Regions from separate parts of the Homo sapiens genome. Here region 2 is linked to region 1. Evidence: read pairs that join two places in POLR2A ChIA-PET (ENCODE). Cell type or tissue: Caco-2. All regions are shown on one strand. Links, peaks and the distances in the headings refer to the core of each region. The heading gives the core; the rest is flanking DNA.

What was found. Peaks named below come from ENCODE experiments on the same cell type or tissue, not always from the same donor. Only the 100,000 strongest peaks of a DNase experiment are listed, where the experiment ranks them.
Region 2: POLR2A ChIA-PET joins it to region 1 with 5 read pairs; 2 of 35 experiments call an interaction of 5 or more read pairs at or near these places.

What each region holds. Positions count from the first base shown.
Region 1 is chr13:99,124,246-99,135,188 of GRCh38, forward strand. No RefSeq gene overlaps it. Among named protein-coding and RNA genes, the nearest start is that of DOCK9-DT, 43 kb to the left of the region's middle. RefSeq lists an enhancer at 824-923. In Caco-2, for the core only: no CTCF peak of the experiment used is centred there; no DNase peak of the experiment used is centred there.
Region 2 is chr13:98,958,652-98,963,651 of GRCh38, forward strand. All of the region lies in intron 1 of DOCK9 (dedicator of cytokinesis 9), which reads right to left. Among named protein-coding and RNA genes, the nearest start is that of DOCK9, 17 kb to the right of the region's middle. In Caco-2, for the core only: no CTCF peak of the experiment used is centred there; a DNase peak (open chromatin) is centred at 2,940.

The DNA of each region.
Region 1 (10,943 bases), core at 2,554-7,553:
ACACACTGTGCCCATGCATGGAGAAGCCAGACATGCTGGAAATTTCATTCCCCTGAAAGCAGCCTGAACCCATGACAGATGGAGAATTGGTGGATTAATACCCCAGATCCCTGGCCCCTTGGTTGGATGAATTCTGAGTCTTGGTTTTCAGAATTCTCTAGTGGGATCGAGCTCTATCTGCCCATGGTGGTAATTTGCTTGATAATGTGCATCCTTTATTGGCTTTCTTGTCTTCTCTGTCTCATGTCCACTATTTCCAGTGTTTTCCGGGACCCTTTCTCAAATTCCTGGCACTTGAATTCTTATCTCAGGGTCTGCCATTGTGTGAGGCTCAGCACAATGCCTAGCTAGCACATAGTAGGCACTCAATTAATTCATCCTTGACAGGTCATTGATCAATATTGCAGATGGGATTTCTGCCTTGGGAGAGAGGTGACACTATATGACCGTGAAGGATTCTTGCAGGTGCAAAAGTCTTCCCACGTAGAAATCAATGTCTTTCCAACTAGGAGACCTAGAAAAGGAGCTGTGAGGTGGAAACATATGAAAAAAAAATTTTCTCCCCTCTGTGCCAACGTGCTTTCATATGTGAAGGAGGAAGCGAGGCTCACAGGTTGGTTATGAAATCATTCAATTTCAATTTCTTGAGCCAGCATATCGCCTTTTATGGACACTGCAGCCCAGGGTAATGTGCAGGGAGTGATTTTCCATCACGTTCTATATAGTTCACAGCAGAACCAAAAATAAGATGTTCAAACCCTAGAGTATTATATTATGAATAAATACGGTCAAATCATATACCAAATACAATTATGATTACTCCATGACCAGAACTCTCGTAACACTCCTTTATGGTTGGTTGACACTGCATTCATATTTCTGTGTCTCAAGTGAGGAAATGAGTCACCAAAACGGTAAAAAAAAAAAGGCGCTGAAAACTGTCTGGCTGCTGTCTGAAGAGAGCTGGAAGAAAATGTTCCTGACCTCCCCCACCATATGCCCGGGCTGATGGGGGCTTCACCACAGTCCCAGACTCTCAAATCTTTCTGACATATTTTCATAAGAGAATAAAACACTGTAGTTAACGAGCTATGTAAGTTCCATTTGTGAATTGGTGTTTGATGAAATGATACATTGTAGAGGTAAAATGGGAATGTGAAAAGCAGGGTTTTTTTTTTTTTTTGTCCTAACAACTGAGTGTTTCATATGGTTGAGCAAAATCACATTTTAATATAGTTGAGCGTATTCCAAATGAGGTCTCTGCCTCCAAGGAGCTGCCTTGCTGGGAAGTCTGTAAAGTTCACATCCTTTTAACAGAACCGGAGTTGATGGAACAGGACAGTCAGGGAGGGGTCTGCACCTGGAGTTGAGACATGCCTGTGGGTGAAAATGGTTGCTTGGAGGGAGGAGACCCCCACACAGGCAGCGGATCACCTGCAGAGAGGACCGTGCCTGGCAGAGGACTGGGTGGTGCCCAGCACTTTGGAAGTCTAGAAAATAAGTAGTATATGGGTGTAGCGCAGACTGAGGCCTGGCAGCAGGGAGCAAGTAATGTGTGATGATCCAAACAGACAAGCACTAAAAACTAAAAGTAGGCCGGGCACAGTGGCTCACGCCTGTAATCTCAGCACTTTGGGAGGCCAAGGCAGGCAGATCACGAGGTCAACAGATCGAGACCATCCTGGCCAACATGGTGAAACCCTGTCTCTACTAAAAATACAAAAATTAACTGGGCATGGTGGTGCACGCCTGTAGTCCCAGCTACTCGGGAGGCTGAGGCAGGAGAATCACTTGAACCTGGGAGGCGGAGGTTGCAGTGAGCCGAGATCGCGCCATTGCACTCCAGCCTGGCGACAGAGCGAGACTGTCTCAAAACAAAAAACAAAACAAAAAAGAAAAACTAAAAGTAGATCTACCATTAAAGAACTAAAAGGAGAACTACCATTTGATCCAGCAATCCCACTACCAGGAATCTACCCAAAGGAATATAAGTCATTATGTGAAAAAGACATATGCACACACATGTTTATAGCAGCACAATTTCCAATTGCAAAGATATGGAACCAACCTAAGTGTCCACCAACAAGTAAGAAAAAGAAAATGTGCTATATATACACCACGGAATACTACTCAGCCATAAAAAGGAATGAAATGTCTTTATGCAGCAACCTGGATGGTGCTGGAGGCCATTATTCTAAGTGAAGTGACTCAGGAATGGAAAACCAAATATCGTATGTTCTCACTCAAAAGTGGGAGCTAAGCTATGAGGATGCAAAAACATATAGAGTGATGTGATGGACTTTGGGGATGCAAGGAAAGAGGTTGGCAGCGAGGTGAGGGATAAAAGACTGCTCAGGTGATGGGTGCATTAAAATCTCAGAATTCACCACTAAAGAACTCATCTATGTAACCAAAAACCACCTGTACTCCCAAAACCATTGAAATTTAAAAAAAAACTGAAAACAAACAAACAAAAAAAAACAGAAGCAATGATGTCTGGAAGCCCCAGTACTGGCTAAAGGAACAGTCACTTGTCAGGCTCCAGAAGTAAGTCTAGAAGACTTTGGAACTGTGTACTTAGTGGCAGTGAGGAATTCAGTCACTAGAACTAGAACTAGAACTGTGGTTCAAGAAAAAACAGCAACACAACAGATTTGGTGAGGACTCACTTCATCTATTGAACTAAACTTTTAAATATCCCTGCAGCTAAAGCCAGAACTGGCCCCAAAGCTAAGCATGGGAAGTTCAAATTGCTGAGCTTGTAGTGGGGCGCATATTAGTCCATTAGGAGGTGGCTGGGCAGGTGCAGGGGCAGGAGATCTGGCAGGTCACACTATGAGTAACCCTGAAGAAGAACATCGATTTCAAGAAGTAAATGGAGGGAGAGACCCCTCTGGTTAAAATTGAGACCCATGATGAAAGGGACACCAAGTTTCCTAAAGCAGAATTGGAACAAAAGTAAATTTAATTTCCTATTTTTAAAAATGGGATCTTAGAAAAATGAGAGACTAAGATAAAAAATTCATTGTATCCTAAACCAAAGAAACAGTTTCTGGGATGTATCCATGGCTCATACTTATTTTATGTGTTTGTCATTTCACTGGGTGAAGATATAAGATGCAAAGTTATCAAAGCAGGGCATGATAAAATTCTGTAAAGAGAACAAAACTCTGGATTATAAAACTGGACTCAAAAAGAATCCAGAGAAACTTAAAATTAAAAACATAAAACCATTTATATTAGCACCAATAAATTAAATACTCAAGTATACATATAACAAAATATGGGCCAGGCGTGGCGGCTCATGCCAGCACTTTGGGAGCCCGAGGCAGGTGGATCACCTGAGGTCAGGAGTTCGAGACCAGTCTTGTCAATATGGTGAAACCCCGTCTTTACTAAAAATACAAAAATTAGGCCGGGCGCGGTGGCTCATGCCTGTAATCCCAGCACTTTGGGAGGCCAAGGTGGGCGGATCACGAGGTCAGGAGTTCGAGACCAGCCTGACCAACATGGTGAAACCCCGTCGCTACTAAAAATACAAAAATTAGCTGGGCGTGATGGTGCGTTGCTTCTAATCCCAGCTACTCAGGAGGCTGAGGCAGGAGAATCGCTTGAACCTGGTTCTAAAGTTTATATGGAGAGGCAAAAGTCCCAGAATAGCCAACAAAATATTGAAGGAGAGGAACAAAGTTGGAGGACTGACATCACCTGACAAGACTTACCATAAAGCTCCAGTAACCAAGACAGTGTGGTATTGACAAAATAATAGACAAATAAATTCCCAGAACAGAATAGAGAGTCCAGAAATAGACCCACATAAAATTGGTCAGCTGATCTTCGAAAAAGGATCAAAGACAATACAATGGAGGAAAGAGTCTTTTTAAACAAATGGTGCTGGAATGACTGGACATCCATATGCCAAAAAATGAATCTAGACACAGACCTTAGACCCTTCACAACAATGAACTCAAAATGGACCACAGACCTTAACGTAAAGCAAAATCCTAGAATATATAAAACTTAGAATGTAACATAGGAGAAAACCCAGGTGACCTTGGGTTTGTGATGTTTGTGATGGCTTTTTAGATACAACACTAAAGACACAATTCATGAAAGAAAGAATTGATAAGCTGGACTTCACTAAAATTAAAAATTTCTGCTCTGTGTGAAACATTGTCAAGAGAATGAAAAGATAAGCCAGAGACTGGGAGAAAATGTTTGCAAAAGGCATCTCTGATAAAGGACTGTGATCAAAAATACACAAAGAACTCTTAAAACTCAACTGTAAGAAAACAACATGAATAAACAATGGGCCAAAGACCTTAACACACATCTCACCACAGAACATATACAGATGGTAAATAAGCATACGTAAAGATGTTCCCACCAGCTGCGGTGGCTGACACCTGTAATCTCAGCACTTGGGAGGCCGAGGCAGGCGGATCACCTGAGGTCATGAGTTCAAGACCAGCCTGGTCAACATGGTGAAACCCTATCTCTAGTGAAAATACAAAAAAGAAAAAAACAATAGCTGGGCATGGTGGCACGTGCCTGCAGTCCCAGCTACTTGGGAGGCTGAGACATAAGAATCACTTGAACCTGGGAGGTGGAGGTTGCAGTGAGCCGAGATGGTGCCACTGCACTCCAGCCTGGCGACAGAGTGAGACTCCATCTCAAAAAAAAAGATTTCCACAACATGTTTCATCAGGGAAATGCAAATTGAAAGAACACTGAGATACCACTGCACACCTATTAGGTTAGCCTTAATCCGGAACACTGCAACACCAAATACTGGCAAAGATGTGGAGCAACAGGATCTCTCAGGCATTGTGGCATTGCTGGTGGGAATGCAAAATTGTACACCTATTTTGGAAGGCAGTTTGGCAGTTTCTTAAAAAACTAAACATACTCTTTACCATACAATCCAGCAATTGCACTATACGATATTTACCCAGAGGAGTTGAAACTTATGTTCACACAGACACCTGCACATGGATATTTATAGCAGTTTTATTTATAATGACAAAACGTGCAAGCAAAGAAGCTGTACTTCAGTAAGTAAATGGGTAAGTAAACTGTGGTACATCCAGGCAATGGCATACTATTAAATGCTGAAAAGAAATGAGCTATCAAACCATGAAAAGACATGGAGGAAACATAAATGTATATTACTGAGTGAAAGAAACAAATCTGAAAAGATTATACACTGTCTAATTCCAACTATATGAAATTTTGGAACTGACAAACAATGGATACAAAAAGAGATCAATATAGTTGATCCTTGAACAACAACAAAGTTAGGAGTGCCAACCTTCCATGCAGTAGAAAATCCATGTATAACTTTTGACTCCCCCAAACTTAACTATGGGTAGCTTACTGTTGGCCAGAAGACTTACTGATAACATAGTCAATTAACACATATTTTGTATGTTATATACTATATTACAATAAAGAAAGCTAGAGAAAAGAAATGTTACTAAGATAATCACAAGGAAGAGACTATATACTTAGTATTCATTAAGTGAAAGTGGGTCATCATAAGGGTCTTCATCTTTGACATCTTCACACTGAGTGGGCTGAGGAGGAGGAGGAAGGGGAGGACTTCTCTTGCTGTCTCAGGAGTAGCAGAGGTGGCAAGGTAGAGGAGGTGGAAGGGAAGGCAGGCATACTTAGTGCAACTTTTATTGAAAAAAAATGCATATCATTGGGCCCATGCTGTTCAAACCCATGTTGTTCAAGAATCAATTCTAGTTTCCAGAGGTTTGAGAGAGGAAGGGGAGCACAGAGGATTTTTAGGGCAGTGAAACTACTCTGTGTGACACTATAATGGCGGATGCATGCCATTGTACGTTTTTCCACACCCATAGAATCCACAGCACCGAGAGTGAATCCTGATGTCAACTACGGGCTTTGGGCGATGACGATGTGTCAATGTAGGCTCATCAATTATGGCAAATGTACCACTCTGGTAGGGGAATGTTAAAAACAGGGAAGGCTATGCATGTGTAGGGGGCAGGGAGCATAGGGGAAATCTCTGTGTCTTTGTCGCAAGTAAACCTAAAACTGCTCTAAAAAATAAAGTCAATTCAAAATAAAAAGAATCTTAAGAGAAACTTTGGGGAAAAGGCATCTTCAATATCCAGATGTTCTGTTTCTTCTGAACTCCAATCAACTCCAGAAGAATCTGGAATACAGAAGGGGGCCTTGGGCTCTGCCACCATTCTGTTAGAGTTGGCCAGGACCTTCCCCCTGCCGGATCGGAGGGGTGAGGCTGGCCAGCAGCAAAGCCCTGGGGTAAGATCAGAGAAGCCTTCTTGGAGAGAGTTTGGTCTGTGGAGATCCATAAACCCCATATTAGTCAGCGTTCTCCAGAAAAACAGAATCAATAGGATGGTTCACTAAGGAATTGGCTCATGCAATTGTCAGGGGCTGGCGAGCCTGAAATGTGCAGGGCAGGCTGGAGACCCAGGGAAGACCTGGTGTTGCCGCTCTGGTCTGAAGACAGCCTGGAGGCAGAATTCCCTCAATGTTTTTCTTAAGGCCTTTCAGTGATTAGATGAGGCCCACCCAGATTATGGTGGATAAGCTGCTTTACTTAGAGTCTACTGATTTAAATGCTAATGCCATCTAAAAAATACATGCATATCACATCTAGACTGGCATTTAACCAAGTGTTTGGGTACCATGGCCAAGGCAAGTTGACATAAAATTAACCATCATAGATCCCCCACCCCGCCAAGAAGAAGAATAATTCTGATCCCTTACAGGCATCTTGGGGAGAGCCTACTGGTATCCATGAATTCCAATGAGCTAGAGAAGAAGGGAAGGAAGGAGATTGATGCAGCTTTCCTGATGAGGCTGAGGACATGAGCCCACATAGCTCAGAAGATGACACAGCATCACAATAGAGAACTGATTTTATGTCACCTGTCACACTGCAGGTCAACAGGGCAGACACTGTCTTGCTTTCATCATTCACAGGATGGCCTCCATTTAAGTACTGGGGTAGACTGATAATACCACCCCAACAATGTCCACATCCTAATCCCTGGAACCCATGAATGTATTACCTTCTATGACAAAAGGCACTTTGCAGATATAACTTTAAATCTTGAGATAAGAGATTGTTCTAAATAATCCAGGTAGGCCCTAAGTGTAATCACAGGGTTCCTATAAGAGAAGACTAGGAAGGTCAGAGTCAAAGAGGGAAATATGACAACAGAAGCAGAGGTTGGAGTGAGTGCTTTGAAGATGGAGGAAGGGACTGCATGCCGAGGAAGGCAGGTAGCCTCTAGAAAGAAGCTGAAGAGAGCATGGAAATGGATTCTCCCCGAGAGCCTCCAGGAGGAATGCAATTCTGCTGACATCTTGATTTTAGGACTTCTGATCTCCAGAATCATGAGACAATGAATTTGTGTCATTTGAAGTCACAAAGTTGTAATCTTTTACAGCAGCCATAGGAAACGAATACAAATAACTTAAGGTGACACAGTAGCAACAGAGAAAACATAATCAGAATACCCATAATAGGCTGGGCATGGTGGCTCACGCCTGTAATCCTAGCATTTTGGGAGGCCAAGGTTTGCAGATCACCTGAGGTCAGGAGTTCAAGACCAGCCTGGCCAGCATGGTGAAACCTCGTCTCTACTAAAAATAGAAAAATTAGCTAGGCATGGTGGTGCATGCCTATAATCCCAGGCACTGGGGAGGTTGAGGCAGGAGAATCACTGGAACCCAGGAGGCGGAGGCTGCAGTGAGCCAAGATTGTGCCACTGCCACTGCACTCCAGTCTTGGTGACAGAGAGAGACTCCATCTCAGAAAAACATCAAAAAAAGAATACCCACAATAGATAGGTTTTAGGGAAATAAAATTGTTAGAGAAGACAGACAAAAACTTCAACTAAAATATAAGAGCTCATAACAGAATTTGACTATGGCACACGCACACACACATACACACAAACTTTCTGGAGCTGAAAAAGGTTTAACTAAAAGATTAAAAGACAAAATGGTGGTATAGAAGACAAATAGAAAAAGGCTTAAAAGACAGAAAATGTACAAAGAGATGCCAATCATGAGGGGAAAAATGAGAAGACATAATGAGGATAAATAACAGGATTCAGAAGCATAAAAAGAGATGGGCTTGCTAGAAAACAGAATCAAATCTGATGCAGTAACAGGTCAATGGGGAGTGTGGTCTCCAGGAAGCAGTTTGAAGGGAGAGGAGTCTGAAGCAGGGAGGAGGGAGAGCAGGCACAGAGGCCCAGCCAGCTGGCTGCAGCTTCCTAAGAAGCACAACTGAATGCTTGGTCTCCTGGGATGTGTTCAGACAGGTGGTGTAGACCACTGGATCTCAGAAAGTCCTTCAGAAGGAGTAGTAGGTGCTCTCCAGCTCCCACTGGTCAAAGGTCAGGTGTTCAGACAGGTGGTGTAGACCACTGGATCTCAGAAAGCCCTTCAGAAGGAGTAGTATGTGCTCTCCAGCTCCCACTGGTCAAAGGTCAGGGATGCCAGTGACATGGATGTCACTGTTACATTTGTTACAGCCCCACTGGTCCCTGAGGCTGTGTTCCTTTTTTGGTTCCAGTCTATTTTCTCTCTGTCTTGCTGTCTGATCTTCAAATGCACATTTTGTGGCTAATGCCCATTGTGCCTGTTATCAAACCATCGTTTGATTATATAACTGTCCTCATTTGTACTTCAGTGTTTTAAAAGAATCTAGCCTTAGAGAAATGAGCCACAGACAAAATACACAAATGCTCAAAACAGCCAGTTCCTAAATAAATAAATATTAGATTGAAAACTAAAGCTGGTCCCTAGGAGGTAGGTGATACATATCCATCATTACAAACCAAATCTTTACTGAGTTGATTAACACAATTAATTGAAATGTTAACAAGAGGAGTAGGAAGGTAACCTAAAAGTCACAGACTGATATAACAAATAATAGCTTGGAAAAATCCATATTTACTGTTGTTTTATCTTCTGTAACACTTTCCAGGGAAGATGGAACAAGTTTGGCTAAGCCGTAATGTCTAAAATATCCCCCAAGAAACTGCACATATTTTTTGCCAGTTTGCTCAGTTTGATCATATGAAGTTCAGTAATAACTGTAGGTCTCCTGGCTGTCAAGCCAGAGGAGGCTTGGAATGTGACATGTGACACACTGACCTGCTGCCACCCCCACTTCCTATAATGCCCTCTCAGAAGACAGTGCTGGAAAACTCAGACAGCAGAATGAAAAGAATAGCACCAGAAGAAGTAAAAGCTTTCACAGCCAAAAGGCAGAGGAGCACTTCTGGCTGAATTAAAAGGGTGATTGGGGCAAAGAGAAATGAAGGGTACCATGTTGTTTAATAAGAAGGAAGAGCTATGAACTGTATTTACTCATTTTTTAAAGTTTATTCGATTTTTTTTTCATTGCTACTTGTCCCTTTGGCCTTATCACCAAAGCAGTGAGGTGGAAGTCTGAGTAAGGAAGGAGAAAAATCAGTGCTGTGAAGAATATGGAATTCAGTCAGGTGGGTTTTAACCAACTTAGAAATTCCCTGGGAAGATTCTATGGGGAGAAGATATAACAGGAAAAGTAACAGATTTTTTTTGTTTTCCAGAAAACTGTCAGCTCTAATTCTCATCATGGGGTCAGGGCCAGCACATAATTTTCAAGCCTTAGAGCTCGCCAGGCACCAACAGCTCCTGAGCACGGAGCTGGAGGAGCTGTGATGAGCCCCCTGGGCTTAGGCAAGGGGCAGGGAAGAGGCAACAATGGCACCCAGCTGAGGACCGGGCCATGGTGATAAATGGGAAGCCCAGGCCATTTCAACCAGAACCATGCTTGGAAAATCAAGCAAGTAAGATGATGTGTTACAGAGGATAATGTGTGTGCAAAAGGGCATGTGTGTGTGTTTGTAGATGCATGAAGGTTTTTGTGTGAATGTAGAAAGCAGGCTTGGCCATGGTTGGAGGTCACCAAGGTATAAAAATCCTTCATGGGCATCAGTCTAAGATTTTAAAAAATGAGACTGGAGAAGAGGCCAGGCAGTGGAAAACAGGCTCCAAAATAAGGGGGAAAACAGGCTCCAAAATAAGGGAGAAAGCAGATTCCACCCCTCTGGCTGAGACACAGGGGACAATGCCCCTCAGCGTACTGCAACGCTGAGGGCACATTAGCTAAGCTCCAATGTGAGACATATACTCTGATAAGAATGCTTGGAAATGTGTCCATTCCAGAAAATCCGGGACCTACGGTTGCTGTATCAGCAACTTGCCTTGGCCAAGTATCGGTGAGTGCATTTGATTCTACTTCTGTGGTGTCCCCAGATCTATGCCTCCTTCCCACACCACCAGTGCTGGCCAGATCCTCTTTCTCTTTCATCGGGGTGCCTTTCTCTCCACCCACCTCTGTCTTCTCCCAATACCCGTCTTTCCTACACACTGATGTTAGTCCATCCTCCATTTTCATCCTCCATTGCTCAAAAGTAGCTTCACTGACTGTAGTAAAACGTCCAAACTCTTTATTTTGGTGTTCAAGACTTTCTGCACTTAGACTTTGTGGCCAACAGACCATCGGGTGGCACTCATGTTTGTGCCCTGTATAGTCCTCTCCACATGGGCATGAGTGGGACTTGAGACTTCCTTCTGATAGATTATGGCAAAGGTGAAGGGATGTCATTCCTGTGAGTTTATATGTACAGGGTGTGTGTATCGCCAAATAAATATATAATGTTTTTGACTTGCTAGCACGTGCTAGATACTCTTTCCACTGCTGGTTTAGAAGAAGCAAAGTAGGCCGGGTGTGGTGGCCTACTGTAATCCCAGCACTTTGGGAGGCCGAGGCAGGCGGATCACCTGAGGTCAGGAGTGCGAGACCAGCCTGGCCAACATGGTAAAACCCTGTCTCTACTAAAAATGCAAAAATTAGCCAGGCATGGTGGTGGATGCCT
Region 2 (5,000 bases), core at 1-5,000, 170 kb before region 1:
CAAGGGCACAGCCTGCTTTAGAGTTATCTTTACCCCCTAATAGAGTTAATCCCCTTTCACCAATTTAGTAATTCTTTATATTAATTTTCCATGTTCAATTATTGATGTGTTTCCTGTCTCTGGACATATAAGATACAGATATGTTTACAACTCTTAACATATTTAATGATTTTTTTGCATCTATCTGATTAAACTTGGGTTGCTTAAAATGTTTGATAATAAAAATATTCATGGGTCAGTTTCATGTATTTAGGGCACCAAATAATACTTTAATTAGATGAATTTCTGTTTCCCCCCAAGGTGTATCTTGGAGGTATCTAATGAAAGGATGCAATGTTGTGGCTACTGTCTTCCTTTTGTGTGACAAAGTGTAACTTTCAAGGTGTTTTTACTGTCACAATTACCACTCAACAACTGAGGCTGGAAACTGAGGATCTCAAGTTAAGCTAATTGCTACAAGTGTCCCACCAAGTACCCAGCAGGACTGGATTGGGACAGGACACAGTCTTCTGTTAAACAGAACTCTTTCTTCTCCCATACTGGGCTGCCCTTTGAACAATGTGTGCTTAGCAATACTCAACCATAGTAAATGTGTGAAAGACAGTTTATAAGCCAACATTTCTGTTAAAGACTGGTCATGCAGTACCATGACCAGGAAAACTCATGGTACTGACTGAAAAATAAGAGAAATCTTATGGAGGATTAACATGAATCAAGGACTATAAAAATTTTCAACTTGTACAAACCCTACCTCAGGTCACTTAATGAAAGAACTCCTAGTGACCTCATAGGGCAGAGGTCTTCAGCAGCTGCTGGAAGCACTTCCGGGACACATGACTGACTCCAGGGAAAAGGGATCAACTGGGAGTGGCTCACCTGCTGCCTAAGTTAAGAACAAGGCAAAAAGCTCTTGCTTCAAATACAAATACTGGGCACAATGCCTCCCTTCTACAGGTGTCCTTTGACGGGGGAAAGAAAGAAACAATCAGAGGAGAATGGGTGGAGAACAGAGACTGGTGAGGGAGACAGGGAAAAGGGAGCAGAAGGAGATGCAGGGGAGGAAAACGAAAAGAGAGGCAGGGATGGAGCCACCCTGGGGAGGAAACTGAAGACAGAAATGGCAGAAGAGAGGGGCTTGGGAGACTTGGAGGTGGATCTGTGGGAAGTCACACCACTGTATCTACCAAATTGTGGGTTAAGAGGATAATTGCCTATTTTCAACTCTTTTTTAAACTGTGATTCACTGGTGACAGCTGTTCACTGTTCTTCAGCCCCGCTAAGCTTTTCCAGGTGCTGGTGGGGCATGGAGGCGGGGACAGCCCACTAGGGTAGGGAACTGATTGGCCTGAGACATGATTAGTGACAAGAACATCACGCTAACAGCAAAATGACATAGGCTAATTACCAGACTGCCGGTCCCCACTATTATTTGCAAGAACGAGGCCTGGCACAGATCTGGCACACAGCCGTGGTTTTAAAGCTATCGCAACATGCTCAAATTCAATTCTTCCCTTGGTGACAGACTTCCGAGGGAGAAGTTCTTAATTTTCTATCTTCAAAAGAAAACCAGAATTACCCAAATTCTGGTTGTTGGTGGAGCTGCTCCGGGGCCATCAGCACCATCATGTTTGAAACCCTGAGAATTCATGAGTTTGAATTGTGAATATTTCAGGATACTATTTTTCCCTAAGCATGGTGAGGCCTGGCTGACTCCCAAGCCTATGACATTCAGAACATACACACTGGGTGACTGCTGCTTTTATAGTGTATAAAAATCTAACTTGGTCTATGTACAAGTCCTTCAGCTTTCCCCGTCACGTAGAGGCTCAAGTCCTTATCTGTGAACATTCATTCCTCAGGCTTCCTGTGAAATCAGAAAGGGAGAGGGCGTACTTTCAGTCCACAAATAGTCCATAACGGTGGTTCTGAAAGTGATTTCCCGTGAAATCAGAAAGGGAGAGGTAGTACCTTCAGTTCACAAATAGTCCACAACAGTGGTTCTGAAAGTGGGTTCCCAGGAACTGGTGATTCAGCGTCGCCTGGGAACTGGTTACAAACGTAAATTCTGAGGCCCCAGTCCAGAGCCAAGTCAGGAGCTCCAGGAGCAGGGACCAACTACCTATACTTGAACATGCTCTCCAGGGGATTCTGGAAAAACCCTGATCAATCATGATGCCCCAGGAACTACATTAGAATTTTCAGTTTCAGGGAGGAAGAAGAAACAAGGCCGGTACTGAGCCTTCTCAAGGTTACAGACCCCTTTGAGAGCCTGGATCTTCTCCCCCTGAAAATTGTATACATTCTTTGCTTTCTATGATTGTATACACAGCTTTGAGGGGAGGGCTGTAATTCCCTGGAGAGTGGTCATGTGGAACTGAGTTGAAGCAGCCCTGGGCTAGTGGAAGAGCCAGGCCTGTAAACATGTAGCTCAACGTAGTGAGAGGTACTGGCAGAAGTTAAATGCAGAGCTAAGGTCAAGCCCATTGCCCTCCATGGGCTGTTAAGTTTCTTCACTTTACTAAGGAAGGGATGCTTGGAGAGAGCAAAGAAGAATGAGAATTCTTCAAGTGGGCAAAAGTTTGAACTCCCTACCAACAACAGAGCCCCCACTTAGCTAGGCAGATGCAAGGTTTCCAGTCTCATGGTAAGCCCGGGGGCCCGCCCAGCAAAGAGGCAATGTTGCGTCCACTGTTTCTGACACGAGCCAGCTCCAGTCCCTCCCTCTACAGGGATAATGTGCCCCTCCCACCTCTACACCTGTCACAGTCCTGCAGCCCCTTGGGTGACGGTCTACAAAGAACGCAAATGTGGCAATGCAGCAAAAAAGTTAAAGCCAAGCTGCTCTAGCCCCAGGCAGGCATATAGCACTTCGCATGTAACTGGGGGGCCACCTCCCTCCTCCCCACAAAGGTGGCCTTTGGCGCCTTGCTGCCACATCCTTACTTAGCAGCAGTCCTGGGATGCCTCTCATGACAGTCCTCGGCTTGCTGTGACCTGCAAACACTCAGCTCCACTATCAGTGCCTCAGGGCAGGGCTGAGTCTTGTTATCTTTGCCACCCTCAGCATCCCACTCAGGCCCCAGGGACACGTCCTGTGGGGCTAAAAGAGCTTGCCAGTGGTTCCCATACAGCTCCATTGTTGCTGGGCACCTTGGCTTAGGAAGATTTCCAGGAACGTGCCCACTGTGTCCACCCAATGTCATGACACAGAAGATGGGACGCCATGGCACAATTCAGACATGTTCTAAGGTATGTGGCCCCAGGACTACTTGGCGGTATGTAAGATTAGTCATTGCACAAACTGAGAATGCCCCCAAACTGCATTGCTCATGTACAAAAGAAACCTCACAGAAGCTTTTCCAATCCTAAAAATTCCTGTGACATTCCCAGATGTTGTGGAACTAGAAGAAACTTTTCTAAACTCTCAATAATAAAATACAAATTTGGACTAATCATGCCAAGGGAAACACTGATCTGTTCTTGCAATGAAGAATGATAATACAAAATCATGATCATATGAAGAGGCAATAAAAGAATATGAAGCCCTAAAACTATAGGGAAGTAGTATGGAGGTGTATCTAGAGGTTCATTGATAAAAATGTGTTGTTTCCCTGGATTTCTGGTGTTTATGGCTTGTGTTAGCTTTTTAAAATTTCTTTCTTTTTAAATTCTAAATAAATGTTCACCTCCGTGCCTTATTTTGTTTTCAAATGTTGAATTATTTTTCTTAAAGAAAGCCCCTAAAATTCTGTAAGCTTTGTCCCTCACAAAACCTGACTCTGCCCTGATAGGGTCGTGTGTCCACACGAATGCTGACGAGGATGGCAGCATGGTTAGGAAAGCCGAGCTGTGCAGTCATGTGAGGCTGCTGCTGGACTCAACTGAGTCAATGCATGGAAAAGGCAAAGCCTGGCAAACTGTAAACACATATTATAATAAATAGAGCTATTCATATTATTAAATATGTTGCTTGCATGATAGGTTTTAAAAAAAAAAAAAAGAAAAAAAAACTTTCCTTGACCTCCAGAAACATACAAAATAAAACAGGCAATAATGACAGGGACATGCACAAAGGAAGACAAATAATGACCCAATATAGAGAAAACTGCATCCAGACACTGAAATTCAGGGGCTGAACCCAAAGGAAACAGACAGCTGCTTATACCGTAGATGGGACTGAGTATTGCTGTGGTGTGTGCCAGGGAAGACGAAGAATAACCACAGCTGGGGGTGGGCGATAGAGAAAAGCACTTCTGACCCCCTCCCATTAGGGCAGCTCCATGACAGCAGCAGGGTCTTGGATTGTGAAGAAGAGAGCAGGCAGGCAGGACACCCCATGGGACACTGCTCACAGAGGGTTATGTGGCATGATCAGAGTGGGTGGGGAGAAAGAGCTCCTCATCTCAAGGGACAACATGGACACAGGTGAGCCACTGATACCGAGGCCCCGCCAGTCCCCATCTACTGAGCATGGCAGCGGGCAGCATGGCGCGCCTCTAGCAATCACACTTCCCTACACCTCCCATGGGGGCCAGAAAGCAGGACCCCAAAAGGCCCCACCATGATCCCCCCACCCTTCAATCTCTTGGAACTCCCTCCCTCCCACAGCATTTGCTGCTTAGGGTCTGGCGGCCCAACATCATGCAAATTGAAATTCCAGATCAAAAGGCAATCAGAAGCAGGAAATGTTCTTAGTGCCAGGAAAATGAGATTCCTCTGGATCCAGCAGACCTGCACAATGTTCGCCCACAAACTGAGTTCAGTTCTGGCCAAACATGTACAAAACCTCGAAAACCATGGGAAGAGCTAAGCTCCAAAGAGCACAGTAATTTCACTGCTCTTGCCTCGGATGTGATAGCTTCAAATGAACTTTCCAGTCATTTCTTGCCCTTGTGTCTCTGGTGATTAAATGTTAAGAAGAGCTGAAATCCCAAATGCCACTTCTTGAAATAGCAAACTAAATGGCAACTCTTGGAGCTATTTTAAGAAATGAGAAATTC